Regions from separate parts of the Mus musculus genome. Here region 1 is linked to region 2. A link is a loop called in an ENCODE intact Hi-C map of the cell type or tissue named here. Cell type or tissue: heart. All regions are shown on one strand.

Region 1 (8,000 bases), 180 kb after region 2:
TAAAAGAGTAAAAAGAAAAAGAAAGGAAAAGGAAAGAAGGAAGAAATGCGTTAGGGAGAGCAAGAGGGCTGACTGAGTAGAGGTGTTGCTGGACAAACCTAGTTACCATGGAGAGAACCCATTCCCAAAAGTTGTTCTGCACACCCTGCAAGCTCCTTCTGGCATTCACGTGACCCTGTGCTTCAAACACACATCGAAGATGCACAAAACATCATTTAAACCGGGTGGTGGTGGAGCACACCTTAAATCACAGCACTCGGGGAGCCAAAGGCAGATCTCTGTAATGAATTTGAGACTAACCCGGTGTCTTAGTTAGGGTTTTACTGCTGTGAACAGACACCTTGATCAAGGCAAGTCTTATAAAAAAACAACATTTAATTGGGGCTGGCTTACAGGCTCAGAGGTTCCGTCCATTACCATCAAGGTGGGAACATGGCAGTATCCAGGCAGGTATGGTGCAGGCAGAGCTGAGAGTTCTACATCTTCATCCAAAGGCTGCTAGTGGAAGACTGACTTCCAGGCAACTAGGATGAGGGTCTTAAGCCCACACCCACAGTGACACACCTATTCCAACCAGGCCACACCTCCAGATGGTGCCACTCTGAGAATATACAAACCATCACATTTACAGAGTGAGTTCCAGGACAGAAACTACACAGGGCTACAGGGAAGCAGGGCTACAGGGAGACAAGGTTACCCAGAGAAACCCTATATTGAAAAAACCAAAATGATGATGATGATGGCGGCGGCGATGATGATTTCAAAAAGATGTTTTAAAGAGCTGGAAACACAACTGGCTAAAGTCAACCCCATAGTTATTTAGAAATGACTAGCTAGGAGCTGTGAGATGGCTCAGAGAGTAAAAGCACTTGCTGCCTAGCCTGACTTTGATCCACATGGTGGGTTTCAGGAGAACCAGATCCTGAAAGTTGTCCTCTGATCTTCACGATCAAGCTGTGGTAACAGGCCACCAGCTCACCTTGTGCACAATAAATAAATAAATAAATAAATAAATAAATAAATAAATACATAAATAAATAAATACATAAATACATACATAAATAAATGTATAATTAATTTATTTTCAAGAACCGAATACCAGGTTTCACGCTATTGTTTGCGGGCAGAATTTGCAAACGGCTAGGACCACGGACAGTATGTACAGAGGACTGAGTTGGAGGGCGGAGGGGAAGTGGGGTGTGGACTAGGAGGAAAAAACGCGCCCTAGGGGTTCCCCTAACTCAATATGGGGGTCTTAACCTGTTTTTATGACACTGGGGTTATGATGGTCAAGCGCTGGTGCAAACTGGGGTGTAAGAAAAGGAAAAGGATCTTCGAATTATCTAAATGAAGTATCTGGTTGCTAAGACCCAACTGCCTCCATCTCCCAGCCAGGCTGCAGGCCAGGATTGGGGCAGACAGATCGCTCTTCTAAGGGTCAAGTCCAGCTGCAGAGCCCCGCCATGTGACCTTGCCAGGCTGGGAGTTGTCTTTGGAAGAGGTTGGTGGTGCAACCAAGACTCGCACTTTTCTCTGGGGGAGCAGCACCGCGCCTACCCAGCCAGTGGCCCATCGGTTCCCGGGGTCGCCCCAGCCCCGCCCGGCCGCCGCAGGCTGCGCAGCTCCGCAGGCTCCGGGCCGGGTCCTCCCCGGGCGTCGCGACGTGCTGATTGGCTGGGCGGAGGCGGCGGAGGAGGCAGCGGAGGCGGCGGCGGCGGCGTCGGCGCGAGGCGATCCGGAGCATTCGCCGGCCGGGTCTGCAGAGGCGGCTGGCGCACGGCGCAAGCAAAGCCGCGGTGCTCGCCTGGGACGCGCCAGGGGGTCGCGCGGGCGAGCGGCCGCAGCTTCGGTCGCCATGTGCGCGCAGGTCTGGCTGCTGACCGACCGGCTCATCCGCGAGGACTACCCGCAGGTGCAGATCCTGCGCGCGCTCCGCCAGCGCTGCTCGGAGCAGGACGTGGGTTTCCGGGCGGTGTTCCTGGACCAGATCGCCGTCACCGTCGTCGGCGGCCACCTAGGTGAGCTCAGCCGGGGGAGGGAGGGAGGGGCACCGGGGTCCCGTGAGCCGGCCGCTCTCCTCCTTGAGCCCGGCTCCGAGGTAGCCCCTCTGCAGCAGCCTGAGGCCAAGAGTAGAGAAGATGCTTAATTCATTTAGGAGATGAGTTAATGGGGCATTCACATTCACCTGAAGCTAAAGGCACCAAACCTCACACTGTAGATTCTCCGAGCACAGGTGGCCTGCCGGATTGGATCCCGAAATTAAAAGAACCAACCCAGAATTCACAAAATTGCTCTTAGGCAGATGTTTGGGAAACTTTTCCAGTGGTATGTATGCTCCAGTGATGAACGCCCTAGGTAGAACACTATTCTCAAACTGGGAGCCTAATTATGGGAGACAGCTGAGAAAGATTGAGATCGTCTCTGGAGGGGAAGGGGCGAGAGGAGACGATTGATGGTTTCCATTAATTTGTCCTCCTCCCAAAGAATGTTTAATTCAGATTCCAAAATAGCCAAGTACTTCCAGGCCTCACTGGTCCCTTCAGTGCCGGGTCCAGGGCAATTGAGGTGGGAGGTTGGGGGAAATGGTTATTATCCCTGACTGCCTATTCAAAGCGTTCTGTTTATTCTTATTATCTTCAATACATGCCTGCTATGTATTGCTAAGCTATCCATGACTTTGGAAACTCGTATTCACTGGCTTACAGTCTGTGTTCTCGGTAAGCCCTCCGAGGTAGCCAGCTATTTCAGGGGGTCCAGGGCTGAGGAGGGTTGGGCCGTCTTGGATGCTTCTTGGAATGTTACCCATATGTCATCTTTAACTGGTTGAGTAGAGTTCCTTCTGCAAGGGTAGGGATTCCACATCCTGAACAGACTACTTACAAGTGAGGTTTTGAGTATGTGTCCCTAAGTGAAATAGCTCAGTTTTGTACATTGTTCATCGGTAGGTGTAGTTAAACCTTACTAGGTTCAAAATGCATATACTTTGGGAGTAGTTATATGCAAGCATTAGACACTCCACATTTCAAGTGGTGTGCTTAAGTGTAAAAATACCATTTTTTAAGTTTGGGTTGCTGAAACCCTCCTGATTGGTTAACGGTGAACGCCATTTCTGAACAGAGAATTTGAAGAACTAGATTCTTCTTACAGCTTTTTTGTTGCCAAATGTCTCGGCTTTGCTTTGTGATAATCACTTTGACTTTGATTTTAGGGTTTGGTTTGGTTTTGCCTTTTCACGGTTAATTTTATGTCTATGGGTGTTTTGTCTCCATGTATGTCTGTACACCATGTGCATGCAGTACCCTCAGACGCCAGATGAGGGCATCATATCCTCTGGGAACTGAAGCTATAGTTGTGAGCCACCATGCAGGCTCCAACCTGGGCCCTCTGGAAAAGCAGCCAGTGTTCCTAACCACTGAGCCCTCTCTCCTGCCCCCATCTCTTTGAATCATGTATGTCATATTTAAGTTGAGATTCTCCAAGCTTGAAAAGCTTTGGGTTCCATATTTAAGTGGAATGATCAGTTATATTTTGGTGATCTAAAACCGGTCATTAATATATACTTGTGTCCATTCCCAAGATGAGTTTCCTTGTTTTCTTTACAGCTTGTAAAAACATCCTTTTGAGAGACGGTAGTCAGATTTTCCTATTGTTTGTCAGTCTTTACGTGTACATCAGCACTTCTGAAGATGTTCTCTCTGAATGTATAAAACTTCGTGTTAAAGAATCAATTGTAAGAAAAGTGAAAATTAAATCGTAATGATTCAGGAAGCACGTAAGCAATTAAGTAGAACTCATGTGTGAAAATGTCTGTGTTCACAAACTAGTCATTTACAAGAAAATCTATATAGATGCTTGATGGATGGATGGAGAAATTGAAGACAGGTTTTTTGGTGTGTGTGTGTTTGTTTGTTTGTTTGTTGGAGACAGGTCTCGCTGGATAGCCTTAGCTGTCCTGGAACTTCCTATGTAGACCAGGCTGGCCTCAACCCCCCAGAAATCGACTTACCTGGCTCTGTGATGGTTATTTTAACTTAGAAGATCTACCCTAACCAACCTGAATTTGGATGGGGCTGGGGCTGGGGCTGGAGCAGTGACCCTCAGGTTACTAAAGCAGTCCTATAGAAAGTCCCCCTTTATACTCTGCTGGCTTAACGTCTTATCTACCTTATTTTGTTCCTTTGAGAATCTGCACGTTGTTTAATCGTTCAGTAAATGTTTATTTCCCTAAACACAAGTGATTCCAAGACCAAAACACATGTAACTAATAGTAACAACTGTAATCACGGAGTCATAGTAATAGGTCCTCACGCCAACTCGCGTGGCTTGTGCTCCGTTCTTCTTACTTATTAATACTCATAAACGTGAGTGAGGTCATTATGCACACAGCACCAGCTGGGAGTTACAGCCGTACTCAGTGGATCCTGCTGTCTTTTCACGCGCCAGTCAACATTGGCTTCACTGTTGTCTTGTGACTCCTGGGCTTCCACTGAAATATCAGTCTGAGGTCCCCATCTGGTTCCCCCCAGATGGTAGAATTCCATTCATCCCTCAAATCTAGCTCAAGTCACTGGTATCTCCTGCGTCATTCCTAAGCTCCCTTCTCTATCCCCATGGAGATATCTTCCACCTGCTACCAAACAACATCAGAGTAGCACCCATTGAAAGTTTATTATAATTGATCTGTGTACAAGGCCTGTATCCGACCCCTCCCCTATCTAGGATTCTCCAAAAAAGATTTTTTTTTTCCCATACCCAGTACATAGTAGGCCTTTGGTAATGTTCGTTACCTAGATTGAAGCATGAGGCTTGTACTGTAAAGCGCACAAGGCCTTTGTGGAGATAGAGACTGTGTTTGGGAGATCATGATTCGATGTGTATGTGTTTGTGGTGAGCTTTTCTGTGAGGACAGGTTTACTAATGACAGTTAAGATCTCTGACCATCCTCCGGTCAGAATTATTAACCAACTCTAGGAAAAGGGAGAGTTATGAAGTCATAATCGGAGACAGAGAAAATGTGTGTGACCTGGCAGAGGGGGCCTTGTAAGCATTGTCTCAGGGAGAGCATGATTCAGCATTCCTGCTGCTCTCAGAGCTTCAGCTCTGGTGGCCTTATGTGTTTATTTATTTATGTTTATGCAGCCCTGGGGATTGAAGCCAGGGTCTTGTACAGGCTAGGCTGCTAGTGATCTCCATCAGTAGCACCAGTGCTATAAAGTACTTTCTAGGTCACGTTCTCTTTTATCTGTGGTTAAAAAGGAAAACATTGAAATCGGGCTTGGTTCACTTGTTAGGCAAGCACCTTGCCACTGTGCTACACGACCAGTCTTTTATTTTTTTATTTTAAGTCAGAGTCTTGCTTTGTTTCCAGTTTAGGCTGGCCTTGAATTCAAGCTCTTTCTAACCTGGACTATGTGAGACCCTGTTTCAAAAGGAAAGTGCACAGGGGTGGGCTTGGGGCTGGGGCTGGCGCTGATCCCAGGGCTGGGGAGGCAGAGGTAGATGGGTCAGTGTGAGTTCAAGACCAGTCTGGTCTCCATCATGAGTTCCAGGCCAGCCAGGGCTACAAGCTGAGTTCCTCAAGACTTCCCCAGCAGCAAGTGACAATTCGGAGACTCTGTGTTGAGGACTGAAGAGGGATGGAGGGTCTTTACTCTCACGCCTTTACCATTACATTTTAATTCACGACACTCCGATGTCTCCATTTTACCCAGTTTGTGTGGCAGGTATCCACTAAGCAGGGTGCCACGACGTAGTGTTCTGGAGATATAGAATGGCAAATAGGAGCAGACGTGGTCTTCACCCTCACAAATTTATGTGTCTTGTGTTCTGTCACCAAGTGTCTGCTGACTGTATGTCAGGTGTTGTTCTAGGTGCCTGAATAAAAGTACAGAAGTCACTGCCTCTCCAGGAGATTATGTTCTATATTGGGGTATAATATAAACAAGGTAAGTAAATGATACAGAGCATTTCTGGAAAAAGCTAAAGGGGAGAAATGGTGGTTTGGTTAGGAATGCCCCCCCAAATAGACTCAAGTGTTCCAATGTTTGGCCCATAGGGAGTGGCATTATTAGGAGGTGTGGCTATCAGGAGGTGTGGCTATCAGGAGGTGTGGCTATCAGGGGGTGTGGCTAATAGGAGGTGTGGCCATTAGGGGTGTGGCTATTAGGAGGTGTGGCATTTTGGAGTAGGTGTGACTCTGTTAGAAGAGATGTATCAGTGGGGGTGGGCTTGGGGATCTTATTAGCTCAAAACCAGGCTGAGTGGCTCACAGTCCTCTCCCAGCTGCCTTGTGGATCAAGATGTAGAACTCTCAGCTCCTTCACCAGCACCACCTCTGTCGGTGTGCCATGCTTCCCACCATGACTGTTAATGGACCAAACCTCTGAAACCAAAAGCCAGCCCCAGTGAAATGTTGTCCTTTATAAGAGTTGCTGTGGTCATGGTGTCTCTAAGACAGGAAGAAAGCAGGAGGTGGAGGTGGAGAATGGCAGTATGAGGGTGACTAGGGTGGTCTCACCCACAGGCAGAAGAAGGTCAGGAAGCGTACAGTTTGCTTAACGAAGGCGCTTCAATGAGGGGCGATAGGATAAGCATTTAGAGGGCAGTTAGGAATTAGCTGGTTTAGGAAAGTGGCAGTTGTAGGTTCTCCACTGAGGGTCTATGACCTCTCTAACCATGGGTAGCTGGCTACAATTATAGTATCAGCCAGGAAGTCCCTCCATTTGAGCAGGCCTTAGTTCCAGTTAGACAGCTGTTAGTTACCCCCAGATAAAGTGGTGCTAGCCCACCCTTGGGACTATCTTGCTGGGCTCCTCATTGTGCTTTGGTGGGCTTTATAGCTGGGCAGGATTATCGGTTGCTTTTCTCCCTTGGCAGCACACAGGACGCCCTCCCGATATCATGAGAGCCAGTCCTCAAGGGAAAGGTATGCAGGTCAGGTCCAGCTCCAGTCTTCTAAATCCTGAAGTACACAGGCTCCTTAGCAATCAGGTCTTACCTTCAAGTTCTGGGAGGCAACCAAGGGCAATGGGAGCAGCCTATGTTGTTTTAGGGGTCTCTTGGAATCTCCTGGTCAACCATTTGAAGGAAGGTTTCCCCTATCTGGCACTGGAGTTTTTGCTAAATAGACTATGGCTCCTGCAGGGAAAGGGCAGACATTATCACCCTATGTGGCCTAACTCCATTTGAACCATATAGATTATATATGTGTTTTTAGGTAAGCTCATAAAACAATGTTTTACTATGGCTTTTCCAAAATCCTTAACATTACTTAGCTCTCTGTCCTCCCTCTCCCTCTGGGTTCTCCTCCCCTCCCCTCCCTTCCACCCCAGGAAGTTCACTGTTTAGCTATAGAGAGTAGACGTGTCCAGGGAGGAAAGAGTGTGGACGAGGCCAGTGTGGAAGAACAGAGGGAGTGTGGGTAGGCATGAGGAGAAGAGGCTGAGGGTTGGGGTTGAGATGAGCAGCTACACAGGGCCTTGAGGGTTGGTGATGGACATTGGCTTCACTCTGGATGATGGAGAGGGTGACAGAGAAAGGATGGGGGGAGGGACAATGCATGGCCGTTCCCAGTGAGAGACACTGTAGTGGTTTTGAGCAGAGCAGGGGGCAGAGTGAGGATACAGTCTGCAAGACGGTTTTGGTAAGGGGTTGGTGGAACATAGGAAGGAGTCAAGGGGAAACTAAGGGTGGAGGCTTCACTACAGGGGGGGACTGTGGCTAAGGATGGGGGGCTTCACTACAGGGGAGGGGACTGTGGCTCAGGATGGGGGCTTTACTATGGGGGGGCTGTGGCTAAGGATGGGGGGCTTCACTACAGGGGAGGGGACTGTGGCTCAGGATGGGGGCTTTACTATGGGGGGGCTGTGGCTAAGGATGGGGGCTTTACTACAGGGGAGGGGACTGTGGCTCGGGATGAGGGGGCTTTACTACGGGGGGCTGTGGCTCAGGGTGGGGGCTTCACTACAAGGGAGGGGACTGTGGCTCGGGATGAGGGAGCT
Region 2 (8,000 bases):
TAAACTTCATGGTAGTGCTTCACCTGTCAACCGCTCAGCAACATCCCTTCACTCCCAGTTTGCAAAGGGCTAAGCTGGTCGCCTGGTGCCTGAGGCACACAACCTACAAACTCAAGCCCAGTGGCAGACAACAAGCATCTGAGTGGGCGCAGGCGCCCTCTGGGCAAGCTTGCAGGCCTGGCACACTCTGGGCCTGCAGGCTGCACAGCTGGGGTCCTGTGGCTGCATCCATGTGTCTTCCCTGCTCTGGTGAACTGTCAGGAATGTCTGAGTAAAGGTGGCAGAGGTGGCAAGATATCTCAAGAGAGATGCTTGGAAGAGCCACGCGCCATAGCAGTGTGAGATCAGCTCCATATCTGGGGCCACTAACCAGTCCTTTACAGAGGGAGCTCCAAGATGTTGTGCAGTAGACACGGCTGTGGAACAAAGAAAAGAGGATCCTCTAATACATCCGCTGGCACTGGCACTGGCACTACCCAAATATGCAGATTTGGCAACCTCAAACTGAAAATCAAATATTAACCCCTTTCTTCCCTCCCTCAAGTTGCCTTTGTCCGCTATTTTGCCACTGTGATAAAAAATAATAATAATAAAAATAAAAGTAGCGAAGTCTCCTTCCTGACCACAGACTCCGCTCCTCCAAGCTGGGTGTTGATGCTGACAGACTTGGCAGTCAAGCCACCCCACTCTCCCTAGGCGGAGCCTGGGAGGGGGATTCCCAGCAGGTTCTGCCCGCCCCCCCTCTCTGCTGACACCCCAGGAGCCCGCTCCTCGGGGAAGCAGCAAATCTGCCTGCCTGTCAAGCCTCTCTCCAGAAAGCTACAGCATGAGGTGAATGCCAATGGTCCCCACCAGGGAAAGGGGTGGAAACGACAGAGAATTCTGCTTACAGTTCAGATTCAATATTTGGGAGGAATAATCCTGAAATAAGAGCTTGCCTGATTTCTCTCCCAGGCCCATGAATGCTTCATTAGCTGCTACTTGACACTGATGGCTTAGTCTGATTGGCTTTATTGTGGAGTTGGACTCTAAGAAGTCCCCAAGACAGAGCAATCAAGTTTCACAATGGTCACAACTGCAGATTTGACAGCATGCACCGCAGCTGTGCAGGGGAATTTGTGTTGCGGCCCCTCCTCCTGTGCTCAGTCTTGCTTGGCAACCCAGGCCCCTGACTCAGCAGCTAGTGGGTTTCCTCAACCATTCCGACCGGGTACTGCTGCACAAAGAACTTCAGACTCCAGGCAGCAAAGATACTATGGGTTGTGGGCATGGGTAGGGTCTCCTGGATGCTGGGCTCTCTGAGAAACAAGGAAGTAAACCTGAACCCCACAGATGATGGAGTCTCACTGTGGGTGGGGAATCCCACTAGAAATGGATATGATAAACACGGTGGGGTGGGTGACACTCCACTTCCATGGTAGGGCCGACATTGCTAGAATTCCCAAGGGGCACCTGGAAATGGCCCTACAGTCTGGGCTGGCTTTAAGACTAAACCCCAAAACAACCCCAGGCCTGAGACAGCAGCTGTGGCTGGAGGGGAAGCGATAGCTTCTTTCCCCTTCATTGGGTCCCCCCACTTCCTGAGCACCCCCACTCAGCATGCCTCAGCACCTGTGTAAGTCACCTCTGCCTCTGCCACGTCTTGTCCTCATCTGACCCCCTCCACCACAGGCCTTCTGCAAGCATGTCTGAGCCCTGGTGCCCAATGTAAGTTCAGAGCCTGATACATGTTTGCTGGCTGAACACAAAATGGAGCCTGGCGGTATCATATGCGGGTGGCAGGAGAGTCACATGAACCAACATCTGTGTCACACCTCTTTGAGGGTGCAAGAATCCAGGTCCTTTTGCGGGGCATATTCATGCACTAGAAGGATCTCCTCCTTCCCTCATTATTGTGTGAGCCCCTAGAAGGGACATCTGGAGGGTAAGAAGATGCAGGAACGGCTGTCAAAGATCTCAAAGCCCAGCCGGGAGAACAGGGTCCGTGCCATTGCCACAGCTGCCTGTGTGGTCTCTAGTAAGTCATTTACCTCCTTGTGGACATGTCCTCCATACACAGGGAGCATTCTGTGCCACCTCTGATGTGCGAAGAATCTGTGCGCTCAAAAGAGGACTTCCCATGAGGCGTTGGAGTCAGTGCTCACAGCCTATCCCCTCACTGCCCTGCTTCCTGGTCAGGGGCACGGCTTCCATCTATCATCAGAGGGAACTGAAGCTCAAAGAAGGAGTGGCTCCTCCATAATTCCACAGCAGTGGGACTTCACCTCTGCCTGATGCCAGTCACAGCCTCCAGACAGCTGCTGGGCACAGGCAGGGTGGTTGGAGAAGAGGGGAGAGGATGTCCCCATGGACCGTGGGGATCTATCAGAGGATGTTCCCATGGACAATGCAGCTTCCACCAGCGAACCAGCTTCCAGACGGTGGTGGCAGGCCTGCCTACCTGTAAGGCTCCAGCCCCAGACTTCAGTACCATGCCCCACCATCAGATCAGCCTTCCTCCAAAGCTACCTGCATAGAAGAGACCTCTGCTCTCACCTACTCTCCTCTACAGTTCAGCCCATATGGCTTCACCTGCATCTCCTACACACACACACAGACACACACACACACACAAACACACACACAACACACACAACACACACACTCACAACACAAACACACACAACACACACTCACAACACACTCACACACACACACAACACACACACACACAACACACACTCACAAACACACTAGTACACAAAGACTCCAACACACACATTCCCATGCACTACTCCCTCAGTATCCGCCCGCATTTGTGCTCACACTCATCCACACTCTCACACATGTAGCACACACACATCATTCCTACACAGGCATGGACACACACATGCTCCTATACAGGCATGCCCAGTACTCTCACATGCATGTTTGCACGTTCCCAAACAGGTTCCCACAAGGGTTTGGCAAAGTACATGCATCCTCACACGCAAATGCAAGCCGTCACACCCCATACCACAAGCATGCACAAACACGCACATTCACATACACACACGCCACATATACATATATACCACACATACATATACACCACACACAAAGACCACACACATACATACACATACACTACCATGCCACATGCACATATAAGCACACACACACACCATAATCACATCTGCCACCTATCACAGTAGAGGAAGCCAGAAACACAGAGAGTGGCTGAGTCAGAGGCCCTCACTGCCTCCCCAATACTGCAGTTCTCATTAGGAAAATCTGGGCTCTCAAGTCATCCCTTGCCTGCCCCAGACTCAATATCGGCATCAGGAGGCCAGTGCAGCCTCTGCCTTTTCAGTGGCCCAGCCCTGCTGACCTCAACATCTACCACCTAAAGGCACCAGCAGGGGCTTCCCCTAAAAGGGCTCACACATTTCTCTGACAGCACCTTAAAGGAGCACCACTAATGAAGGCTGCCCTATTGTGTGGGTAGGATGCCAAGGCAGAAATAGCTAACAGGGCAGTAACTCAAAGAGACGCCTCATTCGTTCTCCTGCAGTGTTCCGTGTTCATCACAAGGGGGCAGCCTTGACCCACTTCCCATGGTTGCCAATTATCCAACCCATCCTCCCCCCTACTAAAACGAAGGAAGACCTTGAACCTAGAGAGAATATAAATAAACCTGAAAGGTGTGTGTGTGTGTGTGTGTGTGTGTGTGTGTGTGTGTGTGTGTGTGTGTGTTATGTATGTGTGAACATGAGTGTATCTGTGTTTTTGTGTACGTGTGGTGTGTGGTACATATGTATGTGTGTGTGTATTTGTGTGTGTGTGTGTGTGTGTGTGTGGTATATATGTATGTGTGATGTGTGTGTGGTATGTATATGTGGAGTGTGTGTGTATTTATATTTGTAGTGTGTTTGTATTTGTGGGGTGTGTGTGTGTGTGGTGTATATGTATGTGTGGTGTGTGTGTGTGTTTGTATTTGTGGTGTGTGTGTGTGTGTGTGTGTGTGTGTGTGTGTGTGTTATGTATGTGTGAACGTGAGTGTGTCTGTGTTTTTGTGTACGTGTGGTGTGTGGTACATATGTATGTGTGTGTGTATTTGTGTGTGTGTGTGTGTGTGTGTGTGTGTGTGTGTGTGTGGTATGTATGTATGTGTGATGTGTGTGTGGTATGTATATGTGGAGTGTGTGTGTATTTGTATTTGTAGTGTGTTTGTATTTGTGGGGTGTGTGTGTGTGTGTGTGTGTGTGGTGTATATGTATGTGTGGTGTGTGTGTGTGTTTGTATTTGTGGTGTGTGTGTGTGTGTGTGTGTGTGTGTGTGTGTGTGTGTGTGTTAGGGCATTCTGTCAGAGGAAGACACAGATTAAATGAGGATCAGAGTAACTGTTAATGCTGGGGCCACAGTTTGCTTCTGGGTTTCCTGGCAGCCATGGCAAAAGTAAATCTATCTTTTAGGCCGCCTGCTCTCTGAGGGGCTGCTGGGAGGCCTGCCACAGTGGTCTCTACAGCTCCCTACAGGGTCTTTCAGGGCAGCACAGTTCGGGTGCTGCATCCACACACACACCCCGCCTAATTACCCTTTGATTTAAAGTGTCTAATAAACACTCTCTTTTTTTCTGCCAGATTTTTTTCCTAAGCGCATTCTAATCAGATGTTCATGTTGGCTGTCCTCAGAATCCATCTTCTAAGGTCACCAGTGACTTCATGTTCTCTAACCCAGGACTTCTTGGCCAGAACTTTTCTAGTGTCAACTACAACCTTTGTCCCAGCTGGTACATTCGCCTTCCTAAATTACATTCTTCTTCTGGATCAGCGAACCTTGTGCTCGGCTCCACCCACTCCTTCTCCCCAACCCCGCTGGTCCTTCTCCAGGGCTTTCAAAGCCAGGGACACAGAGCTCCACGCAGCAGATACACCCTGGTGACATTTCTATCTCTGCTCACATGTCTGACGGGTGTCTCAGACTTAACGCTGTCAGAATGGCACCTGCTCCCCAATCTTCCCAGTTCTTCCTGCGTCTCATCTGTCAAGGGCAGCATTTGCTGTTTGACTCGGGATGACCTTAGCTTCGTCCTGGGCTCCTTTCAATCTTTATTCACAGGCACACAGAAAATCCCATAGACTCTGACTTCAAAGACTGGCGTCTAGGACCCAGTCACTCACTGTTCTCGCCTCTCCTGCCCAGGTAGCCACTGGTTCTGCAACGTGGCTCTCACTGCAGTTATTTGTCATGCCTCTTACAGCAAAACTGCCATTGGGAAATGCTTGTCATTAAACCATTGAGAGGCCCAAGTCTTCGATGCGCATGGCATACAGAGAGGATCGGTTTCTGGGAATTGTTTTGCAATTATGAAAATAATAACATTTTCTGAACAACCTCCATGTGCCAGGAAGAGCTGCACAGATGACTGTGGCTTCTGAGAGGCGAGGAGCTCCGGGGACTAAGCACACATTCATGGGGAGAATTGAATGTGTTTGTACACTCAGCGCTTCAGGTATTTGCTGAGCACTGATCATGTGCCAGGCATTGTTCTGGGAGAAGACAAACAGTCAAGTTATTAATTCTAACATCTTATGTCACAACAGAAAGATGTGGGGTGGATGGATGGGCGGATACGATGGATGGATGGATAGATGGATGGATGGCTACAAAGAGAGATAGACAGATGATGGATGAATAGATAGATAGACAGATGGATAGATAACAGGTGCCACAAGCAAATTCAGAGAAAGCTTTCAAGATGGGAGGGTCAGAAAGATCTCTCTGAGGGAGTGATCTTTGAGCTTGAGCAGAGAGCTGGGTAAAGAGCAAAGACCTGAGGTGAGAGAGCTTTGATGAGTTTTTACAATGTTCAGTGTGGTAAGAAAAAAGAGCCCCAGAGAAACTGGAAATAGGAGCAGACCTCCACATACTAAAGGCTACATGGCAAATTTAATAGTCTGTACTATACTAAATGGGGGGCTCTGCAGGCATTTCCTCTAGGATCTGGGATTCTCATGGTGCCCAGTCTCTCTGCTCGTATTCACTGCAGTACCTGACCTGCCAGGAGGAGATCAACAAGGTCAGAAATAGAAACCAAAGGCATTCAAGCAGGAAAAGGGAGAAATCACTTGTTCCTATTTGCGATGACATGATCCTAAACTGAAAAAAGCCCTAAGACCTCACCAGAAAACTCTTAGACCTGAAAATCACTTTCAGCAAAGCAATTAGACACTACCAGTATATAAAACTCAGTAGTTTTTCTATAAACTTTTCTATAAACCGAGAATGAATTCTCTGAAATCAGAGAGGGAAATTTCATTTGCAATAGTTTCCAAAAAAAAAAAAAAGAAAAGAAAAAGAAAAAGTCCCTAGGAGGTGAAAGACCCCCACAATGAAAACTTTAAGCTACTGAAAAAAGAAATTAAAGAAGACCGTAGAGGATGCAAAGAGCTTCCGAGCTCGTGGGCTGTCAGGATCAATGTCAGGAAGATGTTTGCATGACTGAGCCCAATCCAGACTCAGTGTAAGACCATGAAAATCCCAGTGGGATTCCACCGTGAACTAGAAAAAAAAATCCTAAAATTCATATGGAAGTAAAATCGATCCTTAGCAGACAGCAGCGCAGGAGGGACCACAATGCCTGATCTGGAATTATATTACAGAGCCATAGTAACGAGCAGTGTAATGCTGGCACAAAAACCAATCCAGACCAGTGAGCCCCATGGAGTGTCCAGCACAAAACTCATACAGTGAGAGATGCCTAAAGTTGTCAAAACATACACTGGAGAAAACTCAGCTTCCTTGGCACCGGGTTGCTGGGAAAAGTGAAACCAGACCCATCGCTCTCTTGCCCGGCACAGCAATGAAGTCAAAGTGGATGGGAGATCCTAATGGAAGTCCTGAAATTCTGAAACTGTGTGAGGACATGAGATGATTAAACCATTTTAAGATAGCAAAGGGGACTCCACCAGCACAGGAAATAATCCTAACAACCTGCAAATGGGGTTCAGATGGAAAAGGCTTAATTCATGAAGCCAAGATGCTTTTGCATCGACAACAGCCTGAGTGAAGAGACAGAGGGGGGGGGGAGCTATCTGCTCATCACATAGGGTATTAATGTACAGGAGAATGCACAACTGTAAAAACTGAACACTAACTAGGTGAACTCTGGAGGAGATATAGGTGGATCTCTGTGAGTTTGAGACCAGCCAGGTCTATATAAGTTCCAAGCTAGCCAGGACTGCATAGTGAAACCCTGTCTCAATACACGGGCACGTGTGCGCGCGTGCGCGCGCACACACACACACACCAAAATAAACCATTCTCATATCAATAAACAATCTAATGAGCTGAATGGAGATTTCTCAAAAAGAAATATAAATGGCCAATAAATACTTGAAAAAAGTGTTCCGTATCACTAGCCATCAGGGAAATGCAAATCTGAACTGTTTGAGAGTCTCTCACTCTAGACTCTAGGCTATGCTGTGGGGAAAGAGGAAGTCCTGTTCACTGCTCATGGGTGTGTGAACTGGTGCAGTGCTATGGCAGCCAGCATGTAGGCTCTTCAAAGAACAAGAACTGACCCACCATGGGACCCAGCTGTACCACTCACTCTTGAGTATATACCGAAAGGACTCTTCGTTGATGCACCGCAGAGATACACGTGTGTCCACTGTTGCAGCTGCACTGCTGGGGCAGTCAGGAAGTGGAAGCAGCCACAAGGAGAGCATAAGAACAAGGACACGTGTATATAAAGATGCCACTGTTAATAAAACATAATTTGATGTGTTTAGGGGGGGCATGGAAGCAAGAGGGTTGATGAAGCCCAAAGAGTAAAGAGCAAAATTTTGGAGCTCAAGTCAAAGATGAAGAGGATGTGCCCGCGGGAAGCCACGGCTGGAAGGAAGCGTGTGGATTGGCTGAGTGGGAAGTGGGAAGCTGTGTTTAGTTGGAGCAGAGACAGCCATGCTGTGACTCAGATCCTCATGGGTCATGCTGACTGATGTGTGGGGAAAGGCCAGCAGAGGGGTAAGTGTGGG

The links. Peaks named below come from ENCODE experiments on the same cell type or tissue, not always from the same donor. Only the 100,000 strongest peaks of a DNase experiment are listed, where the experiment ranks them.
Region 1: it touches region 2 in a loop (2.4-fold over the local background); 2 of 42 quality-filtered maps call a loop at or near these places.

Annotation. Positions count from the first base shown.
Region 1 is chr4:119,486,315-119,494,314 of GRCm38, reverse strand. It overlaps Rimkla (ribosomal modification protein rimK-like family member A), which reads left to right and starts at 1,717. Exons shown (of 5, transcript NM_177572.4): 1 at 1,717-2,018. The coding sequence starts at 1,856. In heart, a CTCF peak has its summit at 3,307 (motif pointing right); a DNase peak (open chromatin) is centred at 1,664; H3K4me3 peaks cover 1,340 bases; H3K27ac peaks cover 1,005 bases; H3K27me3 peaks cover 1,524 bases.
Region 2 is chr4:119,663,138-119,671,137 of GRCm38, reverse strand. It overlaps Gm35761 (a long non-coding RNA gene), which reads right to left. Exons shown (of 6, transcript XR_868074.3): 6 at 7,378-8,000. Among named protein-coding and RNA genes, the nearest start is that of Guca2b, 8.2 kb to the right of the region's middle. In heart, a CTCF peak has its summit at 3,542 (motif pointing right); DNase peaks (open chromatin) are centred at 4,857 and 7,937; H3K27ac peaks cover 2,892 bases.